3 separate regions of the Homo sapiens genome follow, and all the other regions are linked to region 1. Evidence: chromatin contacts called from ENCODE Hi-C or POLR2A ChIA-PET data. All regions are on one chromosome and are shown on one strand. The core of a region is the stretch at or near the end of the contact, and the rest is flanking DNA. Distances in the headings are between cores, read along the strand shown. Region 1 holds the start of PIK3C2G (phosphatidylinositol-4-phosphate 3-kinase catalytic subunit type 2 gamma). Region 2 holds the start of PLEKHA5 (pleckstrin homology domain containing A5). Region 3 overlaps PLEKHA5 (pleckstrin homology domain containing A5).

Region 1 (4,517 bases), core at 1,179-3,678:
AGGTTCGGGTCACTCTATTAGGCAACAGGGTGGGAAGTTGCTCTTGTAATCTTCATGATAGCAGAAATCTTGTCGGTCTTTTTCACCACATTATAACCTGTACTAGGTAGCTGCTAAGTACCCAGTAGATACTCTATCAGAACTTTTGACTTAAAAAGTGAGATCCTGCTTTAAAATGGGTATATACAAATAACATTAAAAAGAGAATGAGATGGAAAATGTGGAGCATGTATGAAATATGCAGGTAGCCAGCTTCGGGGTCTGGGTCACAACTCTTTATATTAAACTTTAAAGACAACTCTGCTAAGTTCTACCTACTGGCAGAGCGAGTGTTGAAAAATCTTTCCCAGGTTTCGAGCAAGACTACAGGCAGATGAGTAAGGACACTTGTAGAACTCATCTTGCAGTGTGTGTTCTGAAAATTGAGGAATTTTGAACAAAGAAATCACATTTGCTTTAGAGTGGGGGGAAATAAGCCTATTTAGAAAAAAATAGAAGGTTATATATAATTTGACATTGATTTCTTAATGTAACAAGCAAGAAAGTTTTAGAAGGCTGTTCACCATGGAACTTAAAATTTTGACTCTTACAATAAAATGCATAAACAAAATAACCTAATTAATGTTAACATAATAGACAGGAAATCAAATAAACTTGCACGTAAACATTGATTTTTAAATAAAATTTGCATTTCATTGTTGAAGCTTGATCATTCTGTCTTAAATACTTTGCCTAAAAAACGGAGTAGACTACTACCAGGTAAGACAGAAGGCTTTGTGTGTTTAAATTTTAGACATAGGACATAGCCATGAAAAAAGTAAATTTTAGAAGAAGCTTAATTGTTCTCTGGATTTTATTTTAATTAAAAGTGCTACTAAAATAGGTAAGCGTACATGTTAAGCAAGGAAAGATAAATTATTGAAGAACATATTTTCAAAGGAAACAAAGTACAAGGTACATTTTTGTACCCTTTCTTGTTAATGAATAATGACTATCAAACTGTTCTAACCTTAATCTTTGAGTTTTATCAAGATTAGATTGTTCCTTTTCAACCCAGTCCAGCTCTCATAAGTCCTCCTGAAAAATGTATGAGCCTACTTTAATGTGTGGTAAGAGATTTGTAGATCCAAAATGTTTCAATTTTTGAAGGGACTATTTTTCTTAAATAGTGGCTCATTTTAGGAATTAATTTAAAGAGATTTTTAAGGGTTTAGCATAAATGTATTTGGAAAAAATCACTACATGTAAAGTTATTTTTAAAGTCATCTATCTCCCCAGAGTTCCAAAGCTAAGAATTGCAGCTCAGGTTATTATTAAAATATAAAGGTATGATTGTTTTCCTGTGTGACATCACCCTCCACTTCTAGGTCAAGCTCCCATTTTTCTGTGACCTCTCACACCTTTGTAGCTTTAGAACAGAAGGGGTACAAGGGTCAGGGGATGGTGTTGTACAATTGTGAACCTTCAATACTATAAATATCTTTCCATGAGTAGCCCTGAAAGTGATATAATTCTCAACTTTCTCTTCTCTACCCTTCCATGTAAGAAATCATTCTTACAGAAAACTACTATAAATCTAAAAAGAAGAAAAAAGAAGAGAAAAAAACAGCAACAACAAAAGGATCCTACGACATATTTTGGAAACAAGAGTAATCCAATTTATTTTTATTTCCTAAAACTTTCTCCCAGTAAAGCAGGCCTACTTCTGGCAGATCCTATTTTACCTGGATTTAATTATATAATTTCTTGTGTTGTCTCAGAGTCTCCACACATTGTTCAATTTCAAGAGCAGTATACCAAAACAATAAACCACCCACATCTACTTGCTAATCTTATAAATATTGTTTTATTTTGCTGTTCCTTTTCAGATGTTATTAAAAATATTTAAATTGAAATTTACTATGCATCCTAAGGCTAAACTAAAAATTAATATCTTTCTAAATTAGAAAAAAATGAACTTATTAAATTCTAATTAAATAAAGAAAATACCTCGATAGGTGAAACTCACAGAATGGCTAGAATACCTTTTTCAAGGGCTCACCTCTGCTCCTGCAAATTGAGACCACTGGTTTCACCACATCCAACCACCTCCACGTTTAAATGCATAATAACCTTAGCTGTAATTTGAGGGGAAATATGCCCACCTTACACATTTTTAAAAAATATATTTTCGTTTGTATATTGCTGATCAGTATCTTTGGCCCGAATTCTGTTTAGCACAGAGAAGCTCATTTATGGTTGGGTTTTTGGCTTAAATCCTCTATTCATTATGTCAATGCAAACCTTTTTTCTTTTTTTTTCCATATAACCCTTCAGGGTTTGATGGAAAATAGATTTCCAAACACGCCCAACCTGCCAAACAGGAATAAAAGCTTCCAGTGGAAGCATCACGTTCCCTTGAAATAGAAGTGTTTTAGCTTGTGTGAGCGTATTTGACTCTTGAAAAGAAATGAGATCGTGTTTCATTTCAGGAAGATATATGCGTCAGGTAAGAAACTAAAACAAATAAACTTCCTATACTTAACTACATAGCATGATATTTCGACTCAAATATATTATTGAGGCAAAATAGCTCTTTAATTATACTGTGATACAAAAATGGTAGATGAATTTAAAATCAGAGTGAGTTTGTGCCATATTTTGAAACAGAGATATCCAGCTTGTAAATATTCCCCAAAATCTACAACCAGAAGATAGATCTTTCCTGAATAAACTTATTCTTTCTCTCTTTCCCCCCTCCCTCTGCCTCTTTCTTTCTCTCTCTCTCCAGCTAGCTGACACCACAGATTGCATTTGATAACATACCATTTCATCAGAGCCTTGAGCTAATTATTTCATTCATGTCTACTGGTAGATTTTTCTTAGTGTACACTTTTAGTGTCTTGAATCTCGTGCCACTAGCTTGTAGACGGCATCCCCATGATGGCTCCCAGAGGAAATTCTTGTTAAATGGAAGGTGGAATTTCTTAACATATGGGATCCAAACTAGAAGCAACTCCTGCTAGGGAGAAGCTCTGTTCTATTTCCATTTCCTCCCTCTGTGCTGCGGTCCGTCTCTGCTGTTTGCCTACCTCTTTATTCGTAGCTCACTGAGGCCAATGTGAACCTATTGTGTGTCCCAGTTGCCCCCTTATGTTCTTGTCTGATGAACAATTCTATTTCTGAAGCTTAGGATTAAAGTTAGAGATAAGATATACCCCATTCTTTCAAACTAATCATAATATATAACTTGTACATAGTGATCTCCTTTTTAAATGCATTAGCTAATGTAATTATTGCATCTTAGGAAACAGACTCAGAGAGCGAGGTTAAAGAACACATACCCCTCATGTCATTAATAATGTTATTAAGAGCTTGGATTTTAATCAAGGTTTTCTTATTCCAACTCAAGGGCTCTTTCCATGACATGTTATTTATTCTCCACGCATGTCTATCTGCCATCTGAACCAGATAAAAAGCAAGTTTGTGAATTGAGCATAAGAAAATAGTGAGCATAAGAAAATAGCTAACCATGAGTGAGCTGACAAAAAAAAAAAAAAAGACAACTTCTACCTCCTATAGAAAAGGTTCATAGTAGGTGAGTCTTCACTGATTCATTAAATAAGCAAGATCCTGTGATGCCATTGTGAACCCCAAGGCTATGATTTCACTTTTTCTTCTGCCTGAGCTGGAATCATTTTGGTCGTGAGGAAGCCCTCTTCAAGTAAGCAAAACATGGTACAATTCTCTCAGAGCTTAGGAAGAAAACGTGATGAAGTAATCATTTCCAATCTAGAAAAGCATTGTATTGTATTTCTAACTAAATTCTTGCTATTTTCCAAATGTATGATCTGATGAAATGTTATACAGATAATCATAGCAAAATATGATTAAATTGTTTAGGCATAAATCCATTTTAACTGTTATCAGTTCTTAGCAATAGACCTTTTATGACAAAACTCTTGCATTTTAAATTATTATGATTTATTTTTCTGTTGGCTGAAATATTTTCAAGAGTTTTTCAGCTATAAAATAAGAGTGATGTGTATCTTTGAATTTCTTATGCAAAAATATGTATTTTTCTTGGCAACCTTATTTTTTATCTCAAAGTTTTTCTAATTTTATTGTGGTTTTTCACTGTGCAAGTTATTTAAAAATGTTTTTTAAGTTTAAAAACATGAGTTCTGTAAGTTATCTTATTTTTACTGATTTTGACTACATTGGGGACAGAGAAAACAGTCTGTACAATACTGACTTTGAATTATATTAAAATTAGCCAAATATATGATCATTTCTCATAAGCCATCTTGTCCTTATAAAGGTATAAATTCCAATACTGGATACAGTATCTTATATATGTTCATTGAATTAAGCTTGTTAATTGTATATTTTTGACTGATCACTCTACAAATGATGTGAGATTACTATTACTTCCATTATAAATGTGGCTATATCAGTTTCTCCTTGTAGCAGTATAAACTGTTGCCATTTAAATTTCAAATGAATTATTTTTAAGTATAAATCTGTGATATGCACCT
Region 2 (4,988 bases), core at 2,328-4,827, 870 kb after region 1:
AGTGTGCAATAGCATTATGGCTAAAAAACGTACATGCCTTAATTTAAAAAATACTTTAGCCAGGCGCGGTGGCTCACGCCTGTAATCCTAGCACTTTGAGAGGCCAAGGCAGGTGGATCACCTGAGGTCAGGAGTTCCAGATCAGTCTGGCCAACATGGTGAAACCCTGTCTCTAATAAAAATACAAAAATTAGCTGGGCATGGTGATGCGCACCTGTAGTCCCAGCTACTAGGCAGGCTGAGACAGGAAAATTGCTTGAGCCTGGGAGATGGAGGTTGCAGTGAGCTGAAATTGTGCCACTGCACTCCAGCCTGGGCAACCAAGTGAGACTCCATCTCAAAAACAACAACAACAACAAAAAAAAAACTTTAATGGTTAAAAAATGCTAATGGATCATCTGAGTCTCCAGCAAGTCTTAATCTTTTCGCTGGTGGATCTTGCCTCAATGTTGTTGAAGGCTGCTGACCAGTCAGGCTAGTGTTGATGCAGGTAAGAGCAGTTGTTGCAGTTTCTTAAAGACAATAGAGAAGTTTGCTGCATCGATTGACCCTTCCTTCCATGAAGGATTTCTCTGTAGCATGTGATACTGTTTGACAGCATTTTACACACAGTATAATTTCTTTCAAAATTGGAATCTATCCTTTCAAACCCTGCCACTACTTTATCAACTAAGTTTATATTATATTCTAAACTATTTGTTGTCATTTCAACAATATTTACAGTATCTTCACCAGGAATAGATTCCCTCTCAAGAAATCACTTTCTTTGCTCATCCATAAGAAGCAACTCCTCATCCCTTCAAATTTTACCATGAGATTGTGGCATTTCAGCCCCATCTTCAGGCTCTATCTCTAATTCTAGTTCTCTTGCTATTTCCATATTTCTAGTTACTGCCTCCACTGAAGTCTTGAACCCCTCAAACTCATCCATGAGGGTTGGAATCAACTTCTTCCAAACTCTTGATAATGTTGATCTTTTGGCTTCCTTCCTTAAGTCACAAATGTCCTTGATGGCATCTAGAATTATGAATTTTTTCAATTTACTTTTTCCAGATCCATCCAAGGACCCCCTATCTCTGGCAGCTATAGCCTTATGAAATGTACTTTCTACATAATAAGACTTGAAAGTCACAATGACTCCTTGATCCATGAACTGTGGAATGCATGTTGGGTTAGCCAACATGAAAACAACACTAATCTCTTGTATGTCTCCAGGAGAACTCTTGGGTAAACAGGTACACTGTCAATGAACAGAAATATTTTGAAAGGAATCACTTTTTCTTTTCTTTTTTTTTTTTTTTTTTTGAGCAGTAGGTCTCAACAGCAGACTTAAAATGTTCAGTCAGCCATGACAGATGTGCTGTCATCTAGGCTTTGTTGTTCCATTTATAGAGCACAGGAAGAGTATATTTAGCATAATTTTTAAGGGTCTTAGAATTTTTGGAATGGTCAATGAGAATTGGCTTCAACCTAAAATCACCAGCTGCATTATCTCCTAACAAAAAAGTCAGCCTGCCCTTTGAAGCTTTGAAGCCAGGCATTGACTTTTCCTCTCTAGCAGTGAAAGTCCTAGATGGCATCTTCTTTCAATAGTAGGCTGTTTTGTCTACATTGAAAATATGTTTAGTGTATCCACCTTCAATGATCTTGACTAGATTTTCTGGATAACTTGCTGCAGCTTCTACATCATTTGCTGCTTCATCTTGCACTATTATGTTACGGAGATGGTGTTTTTCCTTAAATCCCTGATAGCTTCAACCTTTTCTTCTGCAGCTTCCTCAGCTCTCTCAACCTTCATAAGATTGAAGAGAGTTAGAGCCTTGCTCTGGATTAGGCTTTGGCTAAAGGGAATGTTGTAGCTAGGTTGATCTTCTCCCCAGACCACTAAAATTTTCTCCCTATCTGCAATGAGGCTGTTTTGTTTTCTTATAATTCATGTTTTCACCAGAGTAGCATTTTCAATTTCCTTCAAGAACATTTCCTTTGCATTCCCAACTTGTCTAATTATTTGACACAAGGCCGAGCTTTTGGCCTCTCTTGGCTGTTGATACATCTGAGCTTAATCGTTTCTAGCTTTTCATTTAAAGTAAGGGACATGCAACTCTTCCTTTCACTTGGTCACTTAAAGGGCATTGTAGGGTTACTGGTTGGCCTAATTTCAATATTAGGCCATTATTATTAGACAATTATTAGTGTTTCATTTCAGGGAATATGGAGGCCCAAGATGAAGCAGAGAGACAGAGGAACAGCTGGTTGGTGGAGCAGTCAGAACACACACATTTATTAAGTCCCTGTCTTACATGGGCTCAGTTCATGGTGCCCTCAAAACAATTTCAACAGTAACATCAAAGATCACTGATTACAGATCACTATAACAGGTACAATAATGAAAAAGTTTGAAAGATTGCAAGAATTACCAAAATGTGCCACAGAGACATGTAGTGAGCAAATGCTGTTGAAAAACGGTGCTAGGACTTGCTTAATGCAGAGTTGCCACAAACCTTCAATTTGTAAGATGTGAAAGATCTGCAAACAGCAATAAAGTGAATCGCAGTAAAACAAAGTGGGCTTGTACAGCAAGGAGGTTATACAAATATACTTTTGAAATCCTACAGCCAGTTTGAATCCAGGCTTTGGCAGTTATTACTATGACTGGGCAAACTACTGTGTTTTTAAACTTCATTTTTCCTATCTGTAAAATGGGGATTTTTTATAGATTGTGTGTGTGTGTGTATATATACACACACACACACACATATATATATATACACACATATATATATAGTTGTTGTGAAGATTTAAAAATGTACACCGTCACAAGGACTCCATAAAATAAGCTATTATTGTAATCTATTGGAGACAGGGCAAGTAAAAATCCACACTGATGTTAAGTGAATCTTTAAAAACAAGTACCAGAAAAAGACGAGTTTTTATTTTATAAGATATGACCTAAGGGGCCTAGGAAGAGAAAAAACTTGTTTTGTCAAGTCTAAATCCACTCATATTTCATGGGGCCACGTATCACGTCCAACCTTTGATATCTGGCACACAACAAACAAACAGGAAAGGCCTTTCGTGTGCTTTAATAAAAACAGCTTTCCATTTTAAAACGATAAATATATTGGAAAAATCTGTTGGCTCTCCAACAGCTCTTATAAAACAAAGCTCAGACGCTGTGTTTTTGTTGTTTGAAAGAGAGAAATCAGGGGCTTGGGCATTATTAGGCTCCCTTTGATCGCGCCCTGGGATGGGAAGCCTTCGGGCAAAGCCCTGGGGGCAGGACGCGTTTTTTTTTTTTTTTTTTTTTTTTTTTAATCGATCCCGGAACCTTCGCGCGGCGGAGGGGGCGGGCGCGCCGCAGGGGCCCGAGGGAGGGGTCTGGGGCGCGGCGCCGCTTGCCCATCCCCCGAGCGCGCGGCGGGGCGGCCGGCCGGCGGCCGCCGGGATGCGGAGGGGCGGCGACGGGGGCCGGACCCTGCCGGGGCGGCGGGGCGGGCACCGCCCGAGGGGGTAGGGCGCGCGCGGGGGCGCGCCGGGCCGGGGAGGCGCGCTCGCTCCGCGCTCCCTTCGCTCGCTCGTTCCCTCCTCCCTCGGCAGCCGCGGCGGCAGCAGGAGAAGGCGGCGGCGGCGGCTAGGGATCAGACATGGCGGCGGATCTGAACCTGGAGTGGATCTCCCTGCCCCGGTCCTGGACTTACGGGATCACCAGGGGCGGCCGAGTCTTCTTCATCAAGTAAAGAGCCGGGGACGGCACGGGGGCCCGCGGGGGCGGGAGGGCAGGAGGCGGGCGGCTGGCGACACGGGGGAGAGCCCGGGTCTGTGCTCCTGCAGCCCCTCGGCTCGCCCCCGCGTCCCCTCTCACGCTCCGTGTCTGCCCCTTCTCTCACCCCTGCAGCGAGGAGGCCAAGAGCACCACCTGGCTGCACCCCGTCACCGGCGAGGCGGTGGTCACCGGACACCGGCGGCAGAGCACAGGTAACGCCGGGCCCAAACGGAGTTGGGCTCCGCCTGGAGGAGGCGGCAGAGCCCGGGCCGCCCGGCTCCCCGCAACCTGCCCCGCGCCGCGGGCCCCGGGAGGCGGCGAGGCGGGGCGGAGGCCGGGCGGGAGCGGCCGCAGGTAGAGGGGCCACGGGGACTCCGCCGCCGGGAGTTCTCTCCAGTCTCGGGGCGCCTCTTTCTCCTCAGCCTTTCATCAGCACTTGGAGACGGCGCCCTCTTCCTGCGCCTTCTCCCCCCATCCCAGCCTAGACGACCCTCGCGACCCTAGAGTGGCGACGCTCCCCTCCCTGAAACCTGGAGTCCTGAGTTTTTCCTCCGCGGCCGCTACTCACTCCCCGGTGACCCCCAGCTGCCGTCTTGCCCCCCAGCAATCTTCAGGCAGTCCTTACCCACTCCCCTCCCTGCAGCCCCGGACCCCGATCGCCCGCCGGGATAACGTAACCACATCCTCCCCCTCCTCCCAGGAGCGCTGCCTCCTGCCGTGCAGCTTCCTCCTCCTAGGTGGGACTTGTGGGTAGGTGGCTGATGAAGGAGGAGGAGGAGGAGGAGAGGAGTTCGGGGGTGCTGCGATCCTCTCTGTGACAGGGAACGGCTCGGGAAACGCTTGGCGCGTTCCCTCCTGCCACGGGAGGAGCAGCCGGAGCCGGAGGAGGCGTTCGCAGCCTCAGTTGCTGGCGATCCGGATCTAAAGTCCCCGCCAGCCGCACGGAGGTTGCACAGACTGCCAGGAGGCGGTGGGCGTGCGAGGGGGTGTCCCGTATGGGGGCACCCGGGCCCTGTTTGGAGGGAGTCCGTGGGGAAGCGGCTCTCTCGGGTGGCTTTGGGAGCTTGTTTGAATGCTAAGTGTGAGTGGAGCTGGAAAAGGCTCCTCGTAGTTTCTGTACTGGTCTGGGTTTCTTTTATCATTCTTTGTTTACATTCGTGACTTGTTTGTCTTTGAAATGTAACATGTGTTCTCTTACTGGCCTGCCTCTAGTCCTGGTGATTGG
Region 3 (4,591 bases), core at 1,722-4,221, 930 kb after region 1:
ATATTTGTGTTTTTTTCTTCAAGCAATGAAAACCATTTTTGGTCTGCCACCTGTCAGAACATTGCCATTCTCATCAAGGTCATTATGAAAAATAGAAAAAAATGAAGTCAATTGGGTGGTAAGGAAAGTGTGGCCACTTCACACATATGCAGGTTTGAACATTACTAGGTTGTCAAGAGCAGGTACAAATAGAGTTGAGTGTAAAGAAGTGTCCAGACTAGAATTTTACTTTAACATTAAGGACATAAGGACTTTGAAGTAGAATTAGAGAGGCAATTTAAAGTTACCAATCCTCTCTGCTCCTACCTTCCCCCAAAATTGTTATTTCCCTCCTCTTTCTTTCATCCTACCTTAATACATTTTTTTCATAAATAAAATCTGTTTTCAGATCAGCATGTTATTTTCACTTTGAAAAGACAAAAATTATACTTCTAGTGTAATGAATGTATGAGAAAGAAAAATATAGGAAGATAAGAATTTAAAACATTAAAATTTCATTAATCTGTCTTTCATATAAAGATTTCAATCATATTAGATTAGAAATGATGTTTCTGGTTCTGAAATTTTATTGATGCTTCTGGCAATGGCCAACTTAGAGTAAATATTTCAACGGAATAACTGTATCAGACCATGATGCTTGTTTACCTTTAAGGTCTTATTTTGCAGATTCAACTTATGAAAGTACTGTATTAATAAACTTGTAATCCCTAAAGACAAAAGAACAGATTTATAATACATATTATGTTGATTTAGATTCTATTCCTTTTTCAAATTAAATTCATTTTTTATTTTACCTTGTCATTGTCTGTTTGCATTTATAATTTATGTGTAAAGGCATTATATATACTTAATGGTAAATGGGATTCGATGTAAAAGAAAGCCTTTCAATGACCAATGTTTACTGAGCTTTTATTATACACCAAGACCTCTGGTAACTTTTGGGGTTACAGTGATGAATAAAACAGGCACTGTCCCTGAATTCTTGCAGCTGTCAACATAGAGCAAAGATAGACATTAGTCAAGTTTTTACACAGGTCAATAAAGTGTGTTTAAATGGGTTGAACCTGAGACTGGACATATATTTAGTTTACCAGAGAAGAATCTTCTAGGCTGAAGACACTCACAGGGTCTAAAAGAACCCAGTGTGCCTGGAACTAGGCAAGCAAGATGGGGTCCCCTAGCCATGGCTGGTGAGGGGGACCGGGGCCACACTGTGCAGGACCAAGTAGCTTCATTGAAGTCTTGGCAGTTTTTGGAGAATTAAATGATGTGAGAATTAGAGTAGAAACAAGGAGAATAGTTAAGAAGCTATTGCGTTTGTCTAAATGAAGAAAGATGGTAAATAGATGAAGAAAGTGTCAGCAGAGATGGAGGAAGGTAGACCATTTGAAGTGGAGATTTTGCAGATAGACTACATAGGATTTCTTGGGTTAGAAGAGAGGAATAAATTGCAGCCCTGTGATTCATGCAGCTGAGTGGAGAGTTCATGCTTAGAAATGGGAAAAAATATTTGTTCTTTTGGGGGAAAGGGCAGGGGGTCAGGGAGGAGTTGTGGATTGAAGGTGGGAGATCAACAAGAGATTCGTTTTTGGTAGGTTAAGTTTGAGATGGTTGTGGGAAAGCCAATGGAAATTTCAGGCAGGAAGTTTGGTATACCAGTCTGCAACTCAGGAATGGGTTAGGAAAATAAATTTGACTCATATCAACATATTCATGCTATTCAGACCATTAAACAGACTGCTCTCAAGTCTTGTGTAGACCAATGATAAGGACTAGGGTGACATAACTGCTAAAATTTTATTGACATAAATAACTCCTTTCTGAAAAACTAATAAAAATGAGAATGTTGCTTAGAAAAGGGCTCTTTTGAGAACAGCCAGAATTTTCCTTTCATTAGAGCTTTTGTGATTTAATGCCCCCACTTTCTATTCTTGATCTCATTCTAGTGGAATTTGGTTACTTGCTTTTCTGTGCTTTTCCAAAGACATTAATTTGTTTCTTTATTAATTGTTAAAATCTGCTTACAACGTGCGCTTCTTCATTTCCTCCTTGTGTCGTATATTTTAAAAGTTATTATTCAGCTGAGTCTTACTCTTTGAACTCTTACTCTTAGTGTCAGCTTCACTTCACCTTTTGAAAGAAAAAACCCAATCTTGAAATCCTCCTTTATCTTGTTAAAAAGTTTTAGGAAATATTTTGTTATATTTACTGGTAATTATATTTTCAGGGATAGAAATACTGGTTTAAAGCTAGGAAAACTTCCTTATGGATAATAATGCCTTTCTCTTGAAGCATTGCAAACAAGTAAATGAATTATCAGTTGGATAAATATTTCCTTTTTTGGTCTTTCAATTCCCCAAATAATTTCTTTTAAAAAATACTCATTTATTCAGGTTAATGCAAAGCACTGTGCCAGGTGCTGCAAGAGAGAAGGCTGAGAGATAACTGATTGCATTCAAGATGTGTACTACATGTGTGGCCCTCATCATGAAATCAGAGAGCTTTACATGCTGCGCATGAGTGATAACAATCTAAAAGTCTTAGTAGGAAATATAGTTATTGCTTGGACATTCTAGACTTAAAAATTAACCTTGAAAGCCCAGCATATCTAATCATTTCTAGCATGTTGGAGAACTGAAGATGATTCATTTAGCCAGAAATTTCAGTTATCTCAGTGTTATTGCAAGTTCCCTATCTGATCTTCCTCTTTTTGCTTGCCTTACTCTTGTGAGACAACTATTAGGTGTGTTTTAAATGGGTTGTCCCAAAGGAGAAGAGACTTTCCTATTCTCAGCCCTCTCAAGATAAGCAGAACTGAGATTAGGAAAAAAGCAACTGAGCCAGAGCCAATTTTCACAGGAATTTAAAAATATCAGTGTGAAAACAAAATGAGCAGTGAAGCCTAGCTATTTAAAGGGCATGCAAAAGAGAAGTTGGAAAAGGAACATGAGCTGGCAGCTAACTGGACGAGTGTGGTGACTAATTAGTTTCCTATGATGTAAACATATTTGGTATTTTATGTCATTTATTTTAATTTTTTTTGACCATGACTCGCAATAAGAAATAAATATTATTGGATGACCCACTGTCCACTTTATATAATACTAAAATGAAAATACTTTCTTCCCTTTACCACCTATACCTTCTCTTCTGTTTTGTTATTTTAAAGTACTGGTAGCAAACATCCTGTTAACTGCATTTCATTATCTACTAATGGGTCAGACCAAGATTTAAAAACACAGTGCCCTGTGAAACAGTGAGATTTACATGGGCAAGAATGGGAGTGAAGTAGGGATTATTTCTTGCATGTAACTGTGGGTCATAGACCAGTATGTAGAAATCAAACTGTTAATACTTTAATACCCTGACACACAGCTTCCCACACTGAATGCTTTGAGTTAATGTTGAGTGTTGTTGAATGAACAGCCTAGCATCCATCACTACCATGCGGCCTAATTGGTTGTTGTTGTTGTCAGTCTTGTCCCCTAAACTCATCTTATTGCAGTACAGATGATTGTTTTTCAACTGCTGCTGCCAAGAACCAAAATATTCAGTTATACAAAATAAGATACGTTGTAACCTAATTAGATACAGGTATATCAGCTGTTTTCTCAAATCACCTCTAAACATAATGCAATAATCATTTATTAACATTCCCTGTTCCTGTGAGTCAGGAATTCTCAAGCTGCTTGGTTGGGTAGTTCTGGCTCAGGTTCTCTTACGAGGTTGGATGAGCCTTATGAGCTTAAGGCTTTAGTCTCTGCAAGCTTGAAAGCTCATGCTGGAGGATCACGTGTCTGGCAAGTTGATGGTGGGTAGTTGGTTTCTCTGCATAAGGCTGCGTGACCCATGACATGGTGGTTGGCTTTGTCCATAGTGACCAAGCCTAAGAGAGTAAGGTAGAAGCCGCACTGCCATTATGACTTAGCTTTGGGTGTCACTTTTGTCATATTTTATTGGTGAAAAAGGCCAGCCTTGATTCATTGCAGGAGGGGACTATACAAAGGTGTGTATACCCTTGTATAGTCCGTGTATAGGCTGGGGATCACTGAGGGTCATCTTAGAGGCTTGCTACCATACTTTAAAAGGATATCTTTATTAACAATTGACTTGAATTTAAAAAAAATTTTAGTATTTTTATTTTTAATTTTAATGAAGGAAAAAGTAAACATGTAAATGCTTGCTTTATTTTTCAATTTTATAAAAGCAGTTAATTACAGAGAAGTGCTGACATTTCTACTTTTCATAGGAAACTTGGAGAGAAGTCAAAGGTGTAAAAAGGACAAATTTTAGAAAATGAGATTCATGAGGAAAGACTGATTAAGTTCACTTTAGTTAATGAAATGTGGAATTATGAAAAATTAAATATTAAGGAGAACCCTAATGAAATTATAAGAATAGAAAATAATTTACTCTTGGCCTGGCACAGTGGCTCACACCTATAATCCCAGCACTTTGGGAGGCCGAGGCGGGCAGATCACTTGAAGTCAGGAGTTCAAGACCAGCCTGGCCAACATGGTTGAAACCCCGTCTCTACTCAAAATACAAAAAAAATTTAGCCGGGCGTGGTGGCATTCGCCTCTAGTCCCAG

Evidence for each region. A loop is a pair of places that touch in the nucleus more often than their neighbours do. ChIA-PET counts read pairs that join two places held with the same protein, here RNA polymerase II (POLR2A). Pooled maps may share reads with other maps.
Region 2: a map of PC-9 shows a loop between it and region 1 (4-fold over the local background). The contact joins the promoter of PLEKHA5 here to the promoter of PIK3C2G in region 1. A Hi-C loop is called at or near these places in 4 of 168 maps with a recorded cell type or tissue (Calu3, MCF 10A, PC-9 and 1 more) and 3 of 50 pooled maps. POLR2A ChIA-PET finds 5 or more read pairs at or near these places in 1 of 52 experiments (MCF 10A).
Region 3: a loop to region 1 is called in a map of CD4-positive, alpha-beta T cell, with 8 times the contacts of the local background. The contact joins the enhancer-like site here to the promoter of PIK3C2G in region 1. A Hi-C loop is called at or near these places in 32 of 168 maps with a recorded cell type or tissue (A673, CD4-positive, alpha-beta T cell, CD4-positive, alpha-beta memory T cell and 23 more), 32 of 37 single-sample maps with no recorded cell type and 34 of 50 pooled maps. POLR2A ChIA-PET finds 5 or more read pairs at or near these places in 1 of 52 experiments (GM12878).

What each region holds. Positions count from the first base shown.
Region 1 is chr12:18,259,090-18,263,606 of GRCh38, forward strand. PIK3C2G (phosphatidylinositol-4-phosphate 3-kinase catalytic subunit type 2 gamma) reads left to right here and starts at 2,429. Exons shown (of 33, transcript NM_001288772.2): 1 at 2,429-2,488.
Region 2 is chr12:19,126,156-19,131,143 of GRCh38, forward strand. PLEKHA5 (pleckstrin homology domain containing A5) reads left to right here and starts at 3,578. Exons shown (of 32, transcript NM_001256470.2): 1 at 3,578-3,733; 2 at 3,896-3,975. The coding sequence starts at 3,645.
Region 3 is chr12:19,187,999-19,192,589 of GRCh38, forward strand. All of the region lies in intron 3 of PLEKHA5 (pleckstrin homology domain containing A5), which reads left to right. Among named protein-coding and RNA genes, the nearest start is that of PLEKHA5, 61 kb to the left of the region's middle. Within about 2 kb of position 2,972, at least 3 of the 41 ENCODE cell types and tissues checked have a DNase peak (open chromatin) inside an H3K27ac peak, as active enhancers do.